2 separate regions of the Homo sapiens genome follow, and region 1 is linked to region 2. The links are chromatin loops, found by intact Hi-C in ENCODE. Cell type or tissue: HepG2. All regions are shown on one strand.

What was found. Peaks named below come from ENCODE experiments on the same cell type or tissue, not always from the same donor. Only the 100,000 strongest peaks of a DNase experiment are listed, where the experiment ranks them.
Region 1: it touches region 2 in a loop (8-fold over the local background); 5 of 110 quality-filtered maps call a loop at or near these places.

What each region holds. Positions count from the first base shown.
Region 1 is chr1:229,216,699-229,224,698 of GRCh38, forward strand. No RefSeq gene overlaps it. Among named protein-coding and RNA genes, the nearest start is that of TMEM78, 29 kb to the right of the region's middle. RefSeq lists enhancers at 4,242-4,743, 4,744-5,243. In HepG2, a CTCF peak has its summit at 1,332 (motif pointing right); DNase peaks (open chromatin) are centred at 1,273, 4,673, 5,043 and 7,003; H3K4me3 peaks cover 956 bases.
Region 2 is chr1:229,127,103-229,135,102 of GRCh38, forward strand. All of the region lies in intron 1 of LINC02815 (long intergenic non-protein coding RNA 2815), which reads right to left. Among named protein-coding and RNA genes, the nearest start is that of LINC02815, 24 kb to the right of the region's middle. RefSeq lists an enhancer at 2,920-3,214. In HepG2, no CTCF peak of the experiment used is centred here; DNase peaks (open chromatin) are centred at 3,199 and 4,619.

The DNA.
Region 1 (8,000 bases), 90 kb after region 2:
TACAGGCATGTGCCACCATGCCTGGCTAATTTTTGTACTTTTAGAAGAGATGGGGTTTCACCATATTGGCCAGGCTGGTCTCGAACTCCTGACCTCAGGTGAGCCGCCCGCCTCGGCCTCCCAACGTGCTGGGATTACAGGTATGAGCCACCGACCCCAGCCTGATTTTTCAACTATACAAGTGCATTATCTACCCAACAAGTAAGTGTTAGAGAAAAATAAACAAATAAGAAAGAAGTAAATGCAGTCCCTTCTGGAGAAGAGAGGAGGAAGAATTGAGACTTTGCATGGAGCCAGAAGAGGAAGCCTGGAGGTGACAGTGAAGAGGCGTCCCCCACCCAGCCACAGACAGTGACCACCAGGGAACAAAAAGAGGAAGGCTGTAGCTGTTCTGGAAACCTGATGATTCCAAAGGTGAGATGGGAGGGACCTGAGAGTGGATTTCCAACTATTTCTCTCGTGAGGCCTTGAGATAAAAGCTTTGAGTTATTTTATTAGTAGTACTATTATTACTATTATTATTGGGACCCACAGTTTGATTTTTATCTGCAGAAAAATACATTCTCTGATAGTCAGGAATTCCCTCCCCAACCTCGCCATCTGGAGCCAAACTTTCTAAACGCTATTTCCCATTCACTTCTTCCCTTCAAGAAGGCTTTATGACAAGTCAAGGCTCTGTTTCCCATTCTCCTAGTCAACTGTGAGATCCAGACCTGGGCTGAGCTCCATAAAACAAGGGGGGCTCTATCTGTTCTTGTACTTAATCTTATTCTCCATGCCCTGCAAAGTGCCTGGTACACACATGGCATTCATAAAATGCTGGTTGAACAAACAGAAGAATAACTTCAAATACCTTGCGTGCTCCTCTCTCCCACCTCATTCCCATCTTTCCCTTTACTTCGTACTCTTTATGTGAATGCCCTGATTCCTGGGTCTTTCCTTGCCAAACACATCATTTAGGGATGGTTATACCAGGTCGGCAGCAGCAGCGGCATCACCATCGTCACCTCCACCACCTCTGGATCACTCCCTTGTTGTCAGTAACATTACTTTGGATTCCTGGGAAGATCGAATGACTACCAGACCATCTCTGAGGACACCATGCCTGCTGTGTCAGTGAAGAGACCCAGGGAAGAGCAGGGGACTTTAGCAAACATGGGACTGTCACTGGGTCTAAGTAGGTGACTTAATCCTAAACCGGACTCAGTTCCTGCCTCAGCAGGGTTGACTCAGCATCGAGTCTGCACGGGACAAGCATGACCAAGACCAGCCAGGAACAACTGTCATCCTACCACTCGCCGAGACTGTGTACAAACAGTCCACTGCCTGGAGGAGGCAGTGGAGATGCTACTTCCTGAAGTCACATCTACCGACCATCTGACTCAGAATTCCCTGAGGCGCTTGTGGAAAATGCAGATCCTCAGGCTTCACCCCATACCTCCTGGAGCGGACTGCCACAGTGGAACCCCTGTGTCTGTGTTTTAAACTCCCGGGAAATTCTAACACAGACAGCTGGGAAATACACCCCAAGAAACATGTCCCTAAGAAGTCCATATCTTTTGTCATTTTTTATTTTGAGATAATTTTAAACTTTAGAGAAGAGATTCAGGAATAGTACAAAGGACTCCCGTATCCCCTTCACTCACCAATTATTGACATTTTGCCGAATTTGCTTCCTCTCTCTCCAAATACATATACATATTATTATATATATATAGTCTTATATATATATATTATATATATATAGTCAACATGAAATAATCAAAGGGATCAGAATCCAGTTTTAAAGAGTTTATTCAAGCGCAAAGCTGAGAATGGCCATTCAGGTAACTGAACAAAACAGAAATAGACCCCACAGAAACGGGGTGAGCTCTCTGAAGTTAAAAGCTGTCTTGCTTATATAGGCAAAACAAAGTTTAGTAGGACTATGACATTTTCCATACAAGGCTGGATTTATGAGTTACAACAATTTAATTAGTTACAGTTTGTTTTCTTTTCTGTATAGCTTGTTTTCCTTTCCAATTTAAAAGAGCATATAGCATCCTGTCTTTGACAATGTAACAGCATACAGTCTTTGTATGAGAGAGGAGAGGGAGAAGTTAATCTATAATGAAGATTAACAGTTAAGTTACTTCTACAGAAAGAGAAGCAGCACCCGAAACAGCAAGGTCAACTATCATTTACTGAGCCAGGCACTAAGTTTGTTAAGTGTTTTCTTTCTTTCTCCTTCCTTCATTAGTTCCTTCCTTCATCCTTTCTTCCTTCCTTCTCTCTCTCTCTTTCTTTCTACTTTTTTTTTTCTACTTTCTTTCTTTTTTTTAACTTTTTTGAGACAGGGTCTTACTCTGTTATGCAGGCTGGAGTGCAGTGGCTCCATCTGAGCTCATTGCAACCTCTGCCTCCCAGGCTCAAGCGATCCTCCCACCTCAGCCTCACGAGTAGCTGGGACTACAGGCTAAGTGTTTTCTGTACATTCTGTCATCTAGCCTTCAAAACCAAAATCACAGAGGCTATTATAAATAAATTTTTTAAAGCCCCAGACAATAACAAGTGTCGACAAAGGTGTGGAGAAAACTGGAAACCTTGTGTGTTGTTAGTGAAAATATAAAATAGTGCAGTCACTGTAGAAAACAGTATGTTAGTTCTTTAAAAAATTAAACATAGAATTACTCCATCAAGTTTGGATATCCTGAGTAGACATCCAAAGGAATTGAAAACAGGGACTTGAACACGTATTTGTACACTCATGTTTATAGCAGCATTATTCACAACAACCAAAAGGGGAAACAACCACATGTCCATCAGCAGATAAATGGATAAATAAAATTGTTATGTCCATACAATGGAATATTATTCAGCCTTTAAAAAGGACATTCTGATACATGCTACAACCTGGGTGAGTGTTAAAAACGTTATGTTAAGTGAAATAAGCTAGTCACAAAATAATAAATACTGTAAGATTCCACTTACATGAGGTACCTAGAGTAGTCAAATTCATAGAGATTCAAAGTAGAATGGTGGTTGTCAGGGACTGGGGAGAGTGGGAAATGAGGTGTTACCATTTAATGGGTACAGAGTTTCAGTTTTGGAAGACGAAGAGTTCTGTGGATGGATGATGATGATGGTTTACAATAATGTGAATGTACTTAATCCTACCGAACGGTGCACTTAGTGTGAAAATAGAAAATTTTGTGTTATAAAAATTTTGCCTTAACAAAACAAATCCCACAAGTGAGGTGCTATTATTTTGCAGCTGTAGCAACCAAGGCACAAAGATTGTGGTGCAAGTGAGAAGCAGAAAAAGCATTCTCACTGGGCAGCTGGACTTTAAAATCTGGGCCCTATCTATTATCATATACCTTATGCTATCAATCATCAGCCGTCTACCATCCACCATCTACCATTCACTGTATTCCATATGCCATTCATCATATACCACATATACCACCTGCCATATGCCATATACCATCTGCCATCCATTATCTACCATTCATCATATACCATATATCATCTCCCATCTACCATCCACCATCCATCATACACCACCCACCATATGCCATCTGTCATCTACCATCCACTATTATCCACCATATTCCATATACCATTCATCATATATCATCTACCATCTACCATCCACCATCCACCATCTACCATTCACCATGTACTATCTACCATCCACCATCTACCATATTCCATATGCCATTCATCATATACCACCTATCATCCACCATCTACCATCTGCCATCTACCATCCACCATCCTCCACCATTTACCATGCACCATCTACCATATTCCATATACCATTTACCACATACCATGTATCATCCATCATCTACCATCTACCATCTACCATCCACCATCCACCATCATGCACCATTTACGATGCACCATCTGCCATCTACCACATACCACTGCCATCTGCCATCCACCATCCATCACATACCACCCACCATCTACCATCTACCATCAATTGTCTATCATCAACCATCTATCATGTACTATCCACCATTCTTCATCTACCATCTGTCATATGCCATTCACCATCCACCATCTACCATATACCATGTACCATCCAGCATATACCATCTACTCTCTGTCATCCACCATCTACCATATACTATCAACCATCTAATATCTACCATCCACTATCTACCATATACCATCTACCATCTGCTACATACCATATGCCATCTGCTTGGTAGAAACTTCCCCTTCGGGCACTGATGAAAGCTAAGTGACCTAAAAGAGTTGGCGTGGCCTTTCCAAGGTAGCTGGTTACAATCAGAGACTAACCCTCTACCCTAATCAGTTGTAATATGGCCACAAATTAGTAGTTGTCTAACTCTATCTACAATATGAAAGGGAATTTGAACCCAGAACTTACAAAACCAAAGTAAAGTCTAAGAGTTCTTCAATTGATTCGATTCTCTGATTTCCCAGATTTCAGTGAGGAGGCAGCTGCCAGCCCTGTCATTTCCAAATTGGTTTTCCCATTGGATACATCCACCCAAGGCCCATCTGGTAGTTACTGAAATGTGTCACAGGGGCAAACAACCAAAGGAAAATAATCATCAGAAAGCAACAGAAACACAAGTGTTTCAACCCTGATGAAATAGTCTTCCCAAGGCTATTTATACTGCGTCATCTTCAAAAGGTCACCAGGCACTGGATGACTTCATCTATTTACCTTGATTGAGCACAAAGTCCATGTCCTGCTTGTGGCAGTGGCTGCCGTCCCTGCCCCACACTCACCCCCACGACAGCCATGTTCCTGCTCATGCCCACCCTCCTCCACCCCACACTCACCTAGAGGAGGAAGGGGCCAGGGAAGCCTGCCACATCTGTCAAGACAACCTCCCATGCAGGGTCACAGCAGCAGGTAGCTAGTTTAAATTGTGGTATTTACAACCAAATGAAAGAGGTAAGGAGTCAAGTGGAGATCACTGGAAAGTAAACACTGCAAAACCTCCAAAACCAGAAGCCCAGAGGCACATTTTCTTTGGCAATAGGCCAACTATTTGTTCCTTTGGCAAGTGTGGGGTTTATTTAACTAGAAAAAGAGAGCCTGATTTAATTGTGTGCATGCATGTGTGTGTACATACACACACGGAAGGGGGGTGGTAACGGGGCTCCTCCAGCTAGTCAGAGTTTCTGCTCTCTTATGTCAGAAAACAGGCCAACACTCTGAAGTCAAAGTCAATTACTGAACATGGGTGTGCTCTTCCTCTTTATTTGCATTTCTGGAAAGGAAGGGGAGAAGGGGTATAAGTAATCATTGTTAAATGTCTGCTCTGACTGGATAGACGCTAGGCCAGTGGATGTTTACAGCAACAGCCCTCTGTTAGAAACACATTTCTATTGCAGCCCCGTACACACATACACACACACACATGCATACACACACATTTACACATATAGTTCATGAAAATGATATTAACTATTACTACATGTGAGGCACTCTGCTATTTTCTATTCTATTTCTTATGTCTTTTTTTTTTTTTTTTCATTTTTTAGAGACAGGTTTTTGCTCCATCTCCCAGACTAGTGTGCAATGGTGTGATCATAGCTCACTGCAAACTCAAACTCCCGGGCTCAAGCGATCCTCCTGTCTCAGCCTCCCAAATAGGTAGGACTACATGTGTGCACTATGCACCACTACACTCAATTAATTTTTTTATTTTTTATCTTTTTTTTTTTTTGTAGCTACAGAGTCTCGCTATGTTATCCAGGCTGGTCTCAAACTCCTGGCCTCAAGAGATCTTCCCACCTCAGCCTCCCAAAGTGCTGGTGTTGCAGGTGTGCACCACTACATCCAGCCTATATCTATTTTTTTTAATTGAGATGAAGTCTCACTCTGTCACATAGACTGGAGTACAGTGGCACAATCTCAGCTCACTGCAATCTCTGCCTCCTGGGTTCAAGCAATTCTCCCAGTCAGCCTCTCAAGTAGCTGGGATTACAGGCACGTACCACCACGCCTGGCTAATTTTTTGTGTTTTTAGCAGAGACAGGGTTTCACCATGTTGGCCAGGCTACTCTCCCAACTCCTGACCTCAAGGGATCTGCCCCCTCGGCTTCCCAAAGTGCTGGGATTACAGGTGTGAGCCACCACGCCCAGCCAAATTTTTTAATTGAAGTCTAACATATATACTAAAGTTCATGAATCCCAAGTGTAGAGGTTGATGGATTTTTAAGGGCATTTTATTGTATAACCAACTTTATTAAGATATGATTTATAGGCCAGGCGCAGTGGCTCATGCCTGTAATCCTAGCACTTTGGGAGGCCAAGGTGGGCGGATCACAAGGTCAAGAGATCGAGATCATCCTGGCCTACATGGTGAAACCCCGTCTCTACTAAAAATACAAAAAATTAGCCAGGCATGGTGGCACATGCCTGTAATCCCAGCTACTTGGGAGGCTGAGGCAGAATTGCTTGAACCCAGGAGGCAGAGGTTGCAGTACGCAGAGATTGTGCCACTGCACTACAGAGTGGTGACAGAGCGAGACTCTGTCTCAAAAATATGTATATGTGATTTATATACCACAAAATTCACCCACTTAAAGTGTACACAGCTCAGTAGATTTTCGTACGTTTCCAGAGTTGTACAATTATTATCACAATCTAATTTAGAACATTTACCTCACCCCATAAAGAAACTTTATACCCAATATCTATTCTAATTTTTTTAATGTCAGTCATAATGAAATGAAATCTATTTCATTCATGGGTCAGAATTGAGAATTGTAAAATCAATGTAGCTGTTTCAATAAAATGTCTCATTTATTCCTCACAAGACCTCAAAAGCAGGTGTTAACTATGCCCAGGTCACAGAACCGAGAGGCAGAGAGACGCACAACATGTCCAAGGTCACACACTCGTAAGCAACAGAACTGAAAGTCCAAGCTGGTCCTCCAGGCACCCTTTGGAGTTCTTCCAGTGGCATTGAGACAGCAAGAGCCGCTGTCTGTCCCCTGAAGGGTGAATGCTGCAGTCACAAAAGCAGGCCGGCCCCACACATATCTTTGCAGTGCTGGGAGCCACCGCTCGTGGTCAGCAAGGTGATCTCACTGCACAAAACTGATTACAATCAGAAATGCTGCCAGACAACCTGGGCTCAGAGCTCAGCAATGAAATTCATAACTGGGCTGAGCTGGGGTGATGCTTAGCACAGCAGGATTCGGAAGATGACTTTGAGAAGCAAACTAATAACAAAAGGCCTTCAGGAAGAATGCTGCCTCGAATTCTTTTAACCTGGAACAGATGACCATATTTCAGAAGCTGCAAACCATCACATGCATATATGGATATTTTTATAGCATTAAACTATTGTTGTCAAGTGAAAATTAGAGCAATTTCAGTGACATGCATCAAAAAATCCTACAGAACAATTAATTGTACAGCATGTTATAATGAAGTGCAGATGAAAAGTTCATGTTTTCTCTCATATCCCAACCCCTCAACGGGTGGAAAGGGGTGTGTGTGTGTGCGCGCGCATGTCTGTGTGTGTTTGTGTGTAGTGTGTTTGCATATATGTATGTTTATGTATATATGGGCATGTTTGTGTGTGAGTGTGTGTAGTGTGTGTTTATGTATATGTGTTTGGTTTGTAGGTATAAGTATGTATATGCATATATTTGTATGTATGTATTTGTATGTTTTGTGTATATGTTGTATGTGTCTTTGTGCATATGCGTGTTTGTGTATATTTGTGTGCATGCTTGTATTGTGTTTGTGTATGTTTGTCTGTGTAGTATGTGTTTGTGTGTGTTTGAGTATATGAGTGTGTTTATGTTTATATGTGTGTTTGAGTGTGTGTGAGATTCTGTGTGTGTGTGTGTGTGTGCTGCAACAGCAGCCGGGGAAAGGGTTAGGATGCATGGAATGGTGAAGGTGCTGGCCAGCCTTCCACTGCACATGCTATTTAATAAGCATATCTGACTCATCCACCACTTGGCTTGTTGGGTGGTAGAGGAGAGTGGAGGTCATTAGGAGAGGAAAG
Region 2 (8,000 bases):
TTCTGATACCTGTATGCCGTGTGTGATGATCAAGTCAGGGTAATTGGGATATCCCTCAGCTCAGACATTTATCCTTTCTTTGTGATGGGAACATTATAATTCTTCTCTTCTAGTCACTTTGAAATTTACAATAAACAACTGTTAACTGTAATTTTCCTATTGTACTATCAAATACAATGAACATAGTTCTTAATGACAGACATCAGAACTTAGAAGTTTTCAAGATGGGAGCAGAACAAGTTTTGATCAAATGTACACATTCTTAACTTGTGAACTGACCACCCCAATCAAAACAGATTTGAGCAGCACTCTGAGAGAGGACACGTTGGAAACCACAAAGGAAGTGGCTAGTGGGAAGGTGCAGGGATGGGGAAGCCCCAGGAGGCCTGGAGCCAGCCCTCAAACTCAGAGCCACAGCCAAGCGGACTACAGACAGCCATTCTGTTGCTGGAGGCATCAAAGCCTTGTATGAAAGAGGTCCAGTTCTGATGCCCACACTATCCACAAATGTTAATTCTTCTCAGTGAACCCCAAAGCAAACTTGTGAACAATGAGGGAAGCCTTCAATTAAACTTTTAAGCATTCTTGAACCTCCCCTCTGCAAATACTTATTTGTGTTATGGGTAAGTTTTGAGTTACAGATTGTCGACATGGGGGATGGATTCAAATGATTCAGCTACATTTCAAAAATTCTCAAGCTAGAGATCAAGTTTGAAATGAGTATGGATCTAGAAGAAGCTGAGAAAACAATTCTAGGAGATTTAGACGAACCAAAATGTATTTCTTCTCCCCAGTCCTAAACTAGTCCATGTTTTTGTTCTAAGTGGCCTGCTGTACTTTTGTAAAACAAAAAGACCACCCAAATCTCTAGTATTCTGCGGCCTATATAATCAGTGGGCAGAGTGAATTTTCCTTCCTTGCCATGGACCAAGAAGAGCCTCATACACCCAACTGTGGCCTCACCAGATTGTTTTTAGCCTGATGATGAGCCTCTATTAAACCCAGAATTTCTTTGTCCCAAAGAAGGGTCATGTGTGTTTAACAGACATAAAATCTGCACTAAGTGGGAGTCCTGGGCCAGCCTGCTGCGGCCTGTGCATGGTGAGAGGGAATCCTGCATAGCCCATCTGCTGCAGAAGAAGTTTCCAGAGAGGAAGAGAGGCCACCCAGAGACAGAAGCTCGTCCTCCCACGTCTCTCTAAATGAACCTGGTTTCTGCTTTCCCCGGCTGCTCCCAGAACCATTCAGATCTCCCCTTACCCTCTATTTTGCTATTGACTTGTAGAGACAAGGCCCACTTGGGCCTGCTTAAAATAGAACTCCCTGCGCTGGAGCCAGTTCTATATCAGTGAGTGTGCGTGTATGCTGATTTTCTTTGTCCTCTTTATAAATGAAAAAACTAAAGGTAATTACAATAAGAGCTTTGTTTTTTTAAAATTAAGCTCTTAATAAGTATCATGAACTAGTCTTTTTTTTTTTTTTTTTTTTTTTTTAGACGAAGTCTTGCTCTGTTGCCAGGCTGGAGTGCAGTGGCGTGATCTTGGCTCGCTACAAACTCCACCTCCTGGGTTCAAGTGATTCTCCTGCCTCAGCCTCTCGAGTAGCTGGAACTACAGGTGCCCGCCACCACACCCAGCTAATTTTTGTATTTTTAGTAGAGACGGGGTTTCACCGTGTTAGCCAGATGGTCTTAATCTCTTGACCTCGTGACCCGCCCGCCTCAGCCTCCCAAAGTGCTGGGATTATAGGCATGAGCCACCGCACCTGGCCTCTCAGTTTTATAAGCATTACCTTATTTGAACTTCACAAACAACCTGAGTGGTTATGAGCTGAGTATTGTTGCTATTATTAATCTATAAATGAGGAAACTGAAGCTCAGAGAGGCTTATTTACTCCCCCAACGCCACACAGCTAGTAAGTGATGGAGCCCAGATTAAAACTACTCAGTCTGACTCCAAAGTCTCTCCGTCTCCCTCATTCTCTACCCGTCCACACCACGGTAAGCTAGTTATCTAAAGGTACAAACAGGAGTTTTAACTTTTACTTTTACTCGTGAAAAATAAACCCCAGGAAATTTGAGCCATAAAAGCATCAGACCGACCCTTGGATTGTTCTGCAAAATCAATGCAGAGAAAGCAGAAAGGCTTTCATTGAACCGTGTAGCTAAAAATAAAAGACCCAACGAGCAAAGATTCCCTAGTGCTGGGCAGGAGAGGGGATCAGGGAAGTAGAAGAGAGAGGCAGCCTCTGAAGGGGCTCCCACACAAGTGCAGGGCGGCAGCACCTTAGCCGCAGAGCCCCGGGTGCTCTTCTTCCTGCCGGGACACCTGAGCCCACGTTCTCCTCTGCTGCTTGCCTCTTAGCACTCAAGCTGAGGTGTCGAGACCACATCCCAGAGGGCAAATGGCAGACAGTTAAGGAGCTGAGCAGCCAGCTGGGGTTGCTTCTTCGTCCCCAGAAGCCCCGCCAGCAACTTCTGTAGACCTGCCCATGGCCAGGACCTCGTCACAAAGCCTCCTCTGGATGGGGGGCCAGCCTCTTGCAGCTGCCCACCCAACCAGGGTGCTCGTAGGTGTCAGGCAGGACTCAGCAGCAGAGAGACAAGTCTTTCTGAAAGCAGAAAGGGAGTGCTCATGGGGAATTACATGACTCCCGGAATCATTAGGAGGCAGGTTCGCTTCCCAAAGCCACGCCACAGGGCTGGATGCGGAAGGACCTGCCTTCTGCTACAATTAGGGAGGCCCCAGTCACACCGGGAAGCCAGGGCTAAAACTGCAATGCTTTTTCTAGGAGCTCTGCCCCTACATGGGTGCGTCCCTCCCTGCCTCTGTCTCTCAGCTTAACCCTGCCTCAAATTTAGTCTCGTGACAGAAAAAATGGGACTAATCTGATTGGCAGAACCCACATCACATCCAGAATCCTAGCGCAAAGGTGCTGGGAAGCGCAGACTTGCTTTCCAGCTGTTGCAGAACTAATGGCACAGAGGAGGAAGCTGGGGTGGATGCCACACACGCCCATCAGCCACGAGTTAGCAAAGGAAGCAGAGACCTATTTCCAGGGGACTTTGGCTTCTGAGCTGCTGGTGGTGGGGGAAGGGAAAGGGAAGGGCACTGGGGTGAAAACAACCCTTCTTGCTTTCCTGTGCAGAGGACTCAGGATGTGGTTGGTGAGCCCATCATCTGGGGAGACGCATGAAGGGGAAAGGGGGAAAGAAAGCTTCAAAAGAAACATGGCTGAAGGGTTCCCGTCCTGGAGAAGAAGGGGTGGTGCTGGCCGTGACACTTACCCTATTGCCTCACAGACCTGGAGCGATTGACCTCTCTTGTGCACACCAGGGAGTGGGAGGGACAGGGGGATGAGGACATAGGCCTGCCTTGAAGAGCTTGCACCCTAATGAGAAAGCTAGAGCTGAGAAGCGCAAAGACAGGATGGAACAGGCAGGGTCCTTACAGTGCTACAGATGGGTAAGCTGAGGCCTGGGGGGTGACCACCTGCCTGGCATCCCCTGTGCCAACCTCCACCCCCCAGCAGGCTACTTCCATAGCGATCCAGGCTTCAGAGCATCTCAGGTTCCAGAGAGGCTCCAAAACGCACCAACTCAAAGTCTGTTTTACTGGAAATGTTCATGAAAATCTATTCCATTACTATTTAGATTATCAAGGCACACCACAGGGTGAAGTTTAACATGCAGCAAAACTTTTCTCAAGCCTCTTTTTCCAGCTCTCTCACTGATTCTCCAAAACTTCTCTCTTACTCTCTGCTCCCAGCAAAGCCTTGCCTCCTGGCAGCCCATGTGGGTGCCTGATTTTCTTCTGCTTCTTTTATTTAACCTCTACTCTTAATTCTCTCCTGCAAGGAAGTCTCTGATTCTTCTTCTGTAATTCCCAGCTGTCTCCCCACCACTTGCCTGCTTGAATCTCCATTTCTCTTTCTCTCTCTCCCTTGCCCTGATTCTAAATTGTAAAAGCCCAGAAATGGAGCTGGCAAAGATAGAATCCACTTTCGTCGGTGAAGGGCAGAGAGGTTATGAAGGCTCCTATTGCAAGCAATCATGGTCTCTGTTCACTCCCATAGCAAAGAGAGGAAACGTGAATCTCCTTCTCTCGAGCAGGTAGCTTGGCGTTCATTACCCTTCTTAGGAGCACTCCATAAATGTCTGAATCTCAGCAAATGTGGCCCCCCACCTCCTCCCCATCTCTGCCCTTGAACACTTGGAAGATCTTTAGAACCTGTCATCACTTGCCCAGGTTCATGGCAAAAGCAGACCTAAGTTGGAAACACCTGGCTCTCAGCCTCTCCACCTTCACCCCTGGCTTCTTCTGCTGTCAAACTCCTCTGAGTTTTTAAGTACAAAATGTGACACTTTCTGGTGTTGACCAAGCTGGAAACCAGCAGGTGCCCACATCTTAGACTACCCCTGCCCTCAACAGCAGCTTACATACTTAGAGTTTATTAAATCTGTTTACCACTACTCTGCACCTTAGCACAAGCATTAGTTAATCCCCTGTTTGGAGATCAAACCCAAGAAACATTTAAATATGATCTCCTGCCCAGTGTGGCAAACAAATCATTTCCATCATGGAAAAAAACCAGGGAGGAAAACAATGGTGCATTGAAACCAGTTATGCAACACAATCCTCAGTGATCAAAGTCCTCTGGTTTTCAATTAACGCAGGACATTCAGAGGAAGAGGGCTGCCTGCTTATTGATTAGTTGATTGTTTATGAAATGAAGAAACCTCATCTTTTCTCTATATTCTACTACTGGCTAGGGGCCTGGGAAGTGAAAATTGCCACCAGCACCATCCTGCAAAGCAGAGAACATTCCATTTACTCCTCCTTGCTTCCTGGGTGCCAGCACCCCCATCTTACCCAAGCTAGACCCTAAGGAACCTCTAGTTTCTCCTTCCCCTCACCTCCTCATGTAATTTCTCCCCAAATAACATCACATTTGCCTGAGCTCTGCCTCTCAGATCCCTGCTCTCCTTTACTCCTGTCTCTTCATTACTCCTTTCTCACCAAGACAGTAACAGCAGCTTCCATCCTTGTCTCTTTCCTGTCAACCTATGTGACTGCTAATGCTATTCAACTTTCTACATCTTAGATTGGGTTCTAACTGTCCTTTGACACAAGCCTTCCTTTGAGATGTGATTGAAAGTGATGTCTGTTACTTCTGGCAGAGCCTCAAGGGCCTGTACTCGCTTTGCCATGATCCTTTTTCCCTCTGCCATTGTGACTGACCATGTTCCTGATGAGGCTGCCACATGAGCCTGAGGAACAGAGTGGTACCACCCCACAAGGTCCACATAGCACAAGTGAACTACAATGCTTTATTTCAGTAACGCCACCCGTGTCTTGGAGCTCTATGCCCTGAGTGATTCAGGAGGTGGAGAACAGCTCTGGTTGCTTCCTTCTTTAAAGAATATCATTACTTTCCCAAGCTAATGCATGAATTAGAATCTAAAATATAGGTCAGGCACAGTGGCTCATGCCTATAATACCAGCACTTTGGGAGGCCAAGGCGGGAGTATTGCTTGAGCCCAGGGATTCAAGACCAGCCTGGACAACACAGAAAGACACCATTTCTGTTACATAAATAAATAGATAATCTGAAAAATAAAACAGGAATGCTAAGAGGCAATGTTGTATAATAATAATTTTTGTTTAATGACTGGCCTTTGTCCCAGGCTCCTGGGAGGGCAAATCTAAATCCTTGGAATTTCCCACATAGTAGGAGTGTCTTTGTTTTTCAAGAGGCCCTGGATTGGACCACACCTGACTTTATGCTAATGAAGTGGACCATGGTGGTTCCTAGATAGCCTCAGGATGGGGCTGGTCATGCTAGAAAGACCAACCATGTGATAAGAGGGCTGGGACTTTGAGACATGGAATATCAGTCTGACTTCCCATCCTCCAGGGAGGGAGAGAGCTTTAATAATAAAGCTGTAATCAAAGGTATAGCATTTGCCCAAGTTCTGTGAGTTGTTCTAGTGAGTTATTGAACCTGAGGAAGACCATGGGCACCCCTAGATTTTTGGTTGGTCAGTCAGAAGTAGGGGTATTGTTGTTGTGGGTCATGTTCTTTAATCTTTGGGGTCTGTTCTAACTCCAGGAAGTTAGTGCCAAAATTGAATAGCAATATACCAATTGGGGTCAGAATCGCTAGAAAAATAGGTTAGGTGGTGGACTTCACTGGGACATCCAGGCAGAGGTGGTGCCTTGGAATGAGGAAGTGGAGACAGAATGATATGAATAGGTGAGATCACTTCCACTGGAGTCCAAGCTAAGTCAGCTTCTTAAATCGTTCACATTCCCACCTCCTCACAGCCAAATGAGACCATTTCCTGCCCAGAGACTGGTTTCAGCTGGGCATCAATTTCCTGAACAGGGAAACCTACCAAACTTCTCACCTCCCAGAGAAAATTGTGCCCTCACATGGAAGATGAGGAGAGCCTGCTCCTCTCATTCCAGCGGCTCTCTTCTGCTGGCATTCTTATTCTTTGCACACGTTTTACAATTCACAGTTACCGGAGGTGGCAGGTCCCAAAAGTCTCTTAATTTGTCTTCTAGAAACTTCTAAAAGCACACTCAAACATCAGGACAAAAGGGAAAAGTGTCCCCCTAGGATAGTTCACTGCTATTACATAAGTTTCAAAAATGGACTACCTAAAAGATGACTCAAACTGAAAATGTAATTCACTGATATGGTCTGTCTCTGTGTCCCCCACCAAAATCTCATCTTGAATTGTAATCCCCATGTGTTAGGGGAGGGACCTTGTGGGAGATGATTAGATCATGGGGGTGGTCCCCCCATGCTGTTCTTGCTATAGTGAGTGAGTTCTCATGAAATCTGATGGTTTTACAAGGGCTTTTCCCCCTTCACTCTGCACTTGACTCTTCTGCCGCCATATGAAGAAGGACAAGTTTGCTTCCCCTTCTGCCATGATTGTAAGTTTCCTGGGGCTTCCCCAGCCATGAGGAACTGTGAGTCAATTAAACCTCTTTCCTTGATAAATTACCCAGTCTTGGGCAGTTCCTTATAGCAGCATGAGAATGGACTAATACAGTTAATTGGAACCAGGAGGTAGTGGGGTGCTGCTATAAGGATACCCAAAAATGTGGAAGCAACTTTGGAACTGGGCAATAGGCAGAGGTTGGAAGAATTTGGAGGGCTTAGAAGAAGACAGGAAAATGTGGGAAAGTTTGGAACTTCCTAGAGACTTGTTGAATGGCTTTGACCAAAATGCTTATAGTGATATGGACAATGAAGTCCAGGTCTCAGATGGAGATGAGGAACTTGTTGGGAACTGGAATATGCTTTATTTTGCCCCTGCCTTAGAGATCTGTGAAACTTTGAACTTGAGAGAGATGATTTAGGGTATCTAGTGGAAGAAATTTCTAAGCAGCAAAGCATTCAAGATGAGGAAGAGCATAAAAGTTGGAAAATTTGCAGCCTGATGATGCAACAGAAAAGAAAAACCTGTTTTCTGGGGAAAAAGTCAAGACAGCTGCAGAAATTTGCATAAGTAACAAGGAGCCAAATGTTAATCACCAAGACAATGGGGAAAATGTCTCCAGGGCATGTCAGAGACCTTTGAGGCAGCACCTCAAATCACAGGCCCAGAGGCCTATGAGGAAAAAATGGTTTTGTGGGCTGGGCTCAGGGCCACCCTGCTGTGTGCAACCTAGGGACTTGGTGCCCTGCCTCCCAGTCAGCTCCAGCTGTGGCTAAAATGGGCCAAGGTACAGTTCAGGATGTGGCTTTAGAGGGTGCAAGCCCCAAGCCTTGGCAGCTTTCATGTGGTGTTGAGCCTGCAGGTGCACAGAAGTCCAGAATTGAGGTTTGGGAACCTCTGCCTAGATTTCAGAGGATGTATGGAAATGCTTGGATGTCCAGGCAGAAGTTTGCTTCAGGGGCAGAGCCCTCATGGAGAACCTCTGCTAGGGCAGTGCAGAAGAGAAATGTGGGGTCAGAGCCCCCACAGAGTCCCCACTGGGGCA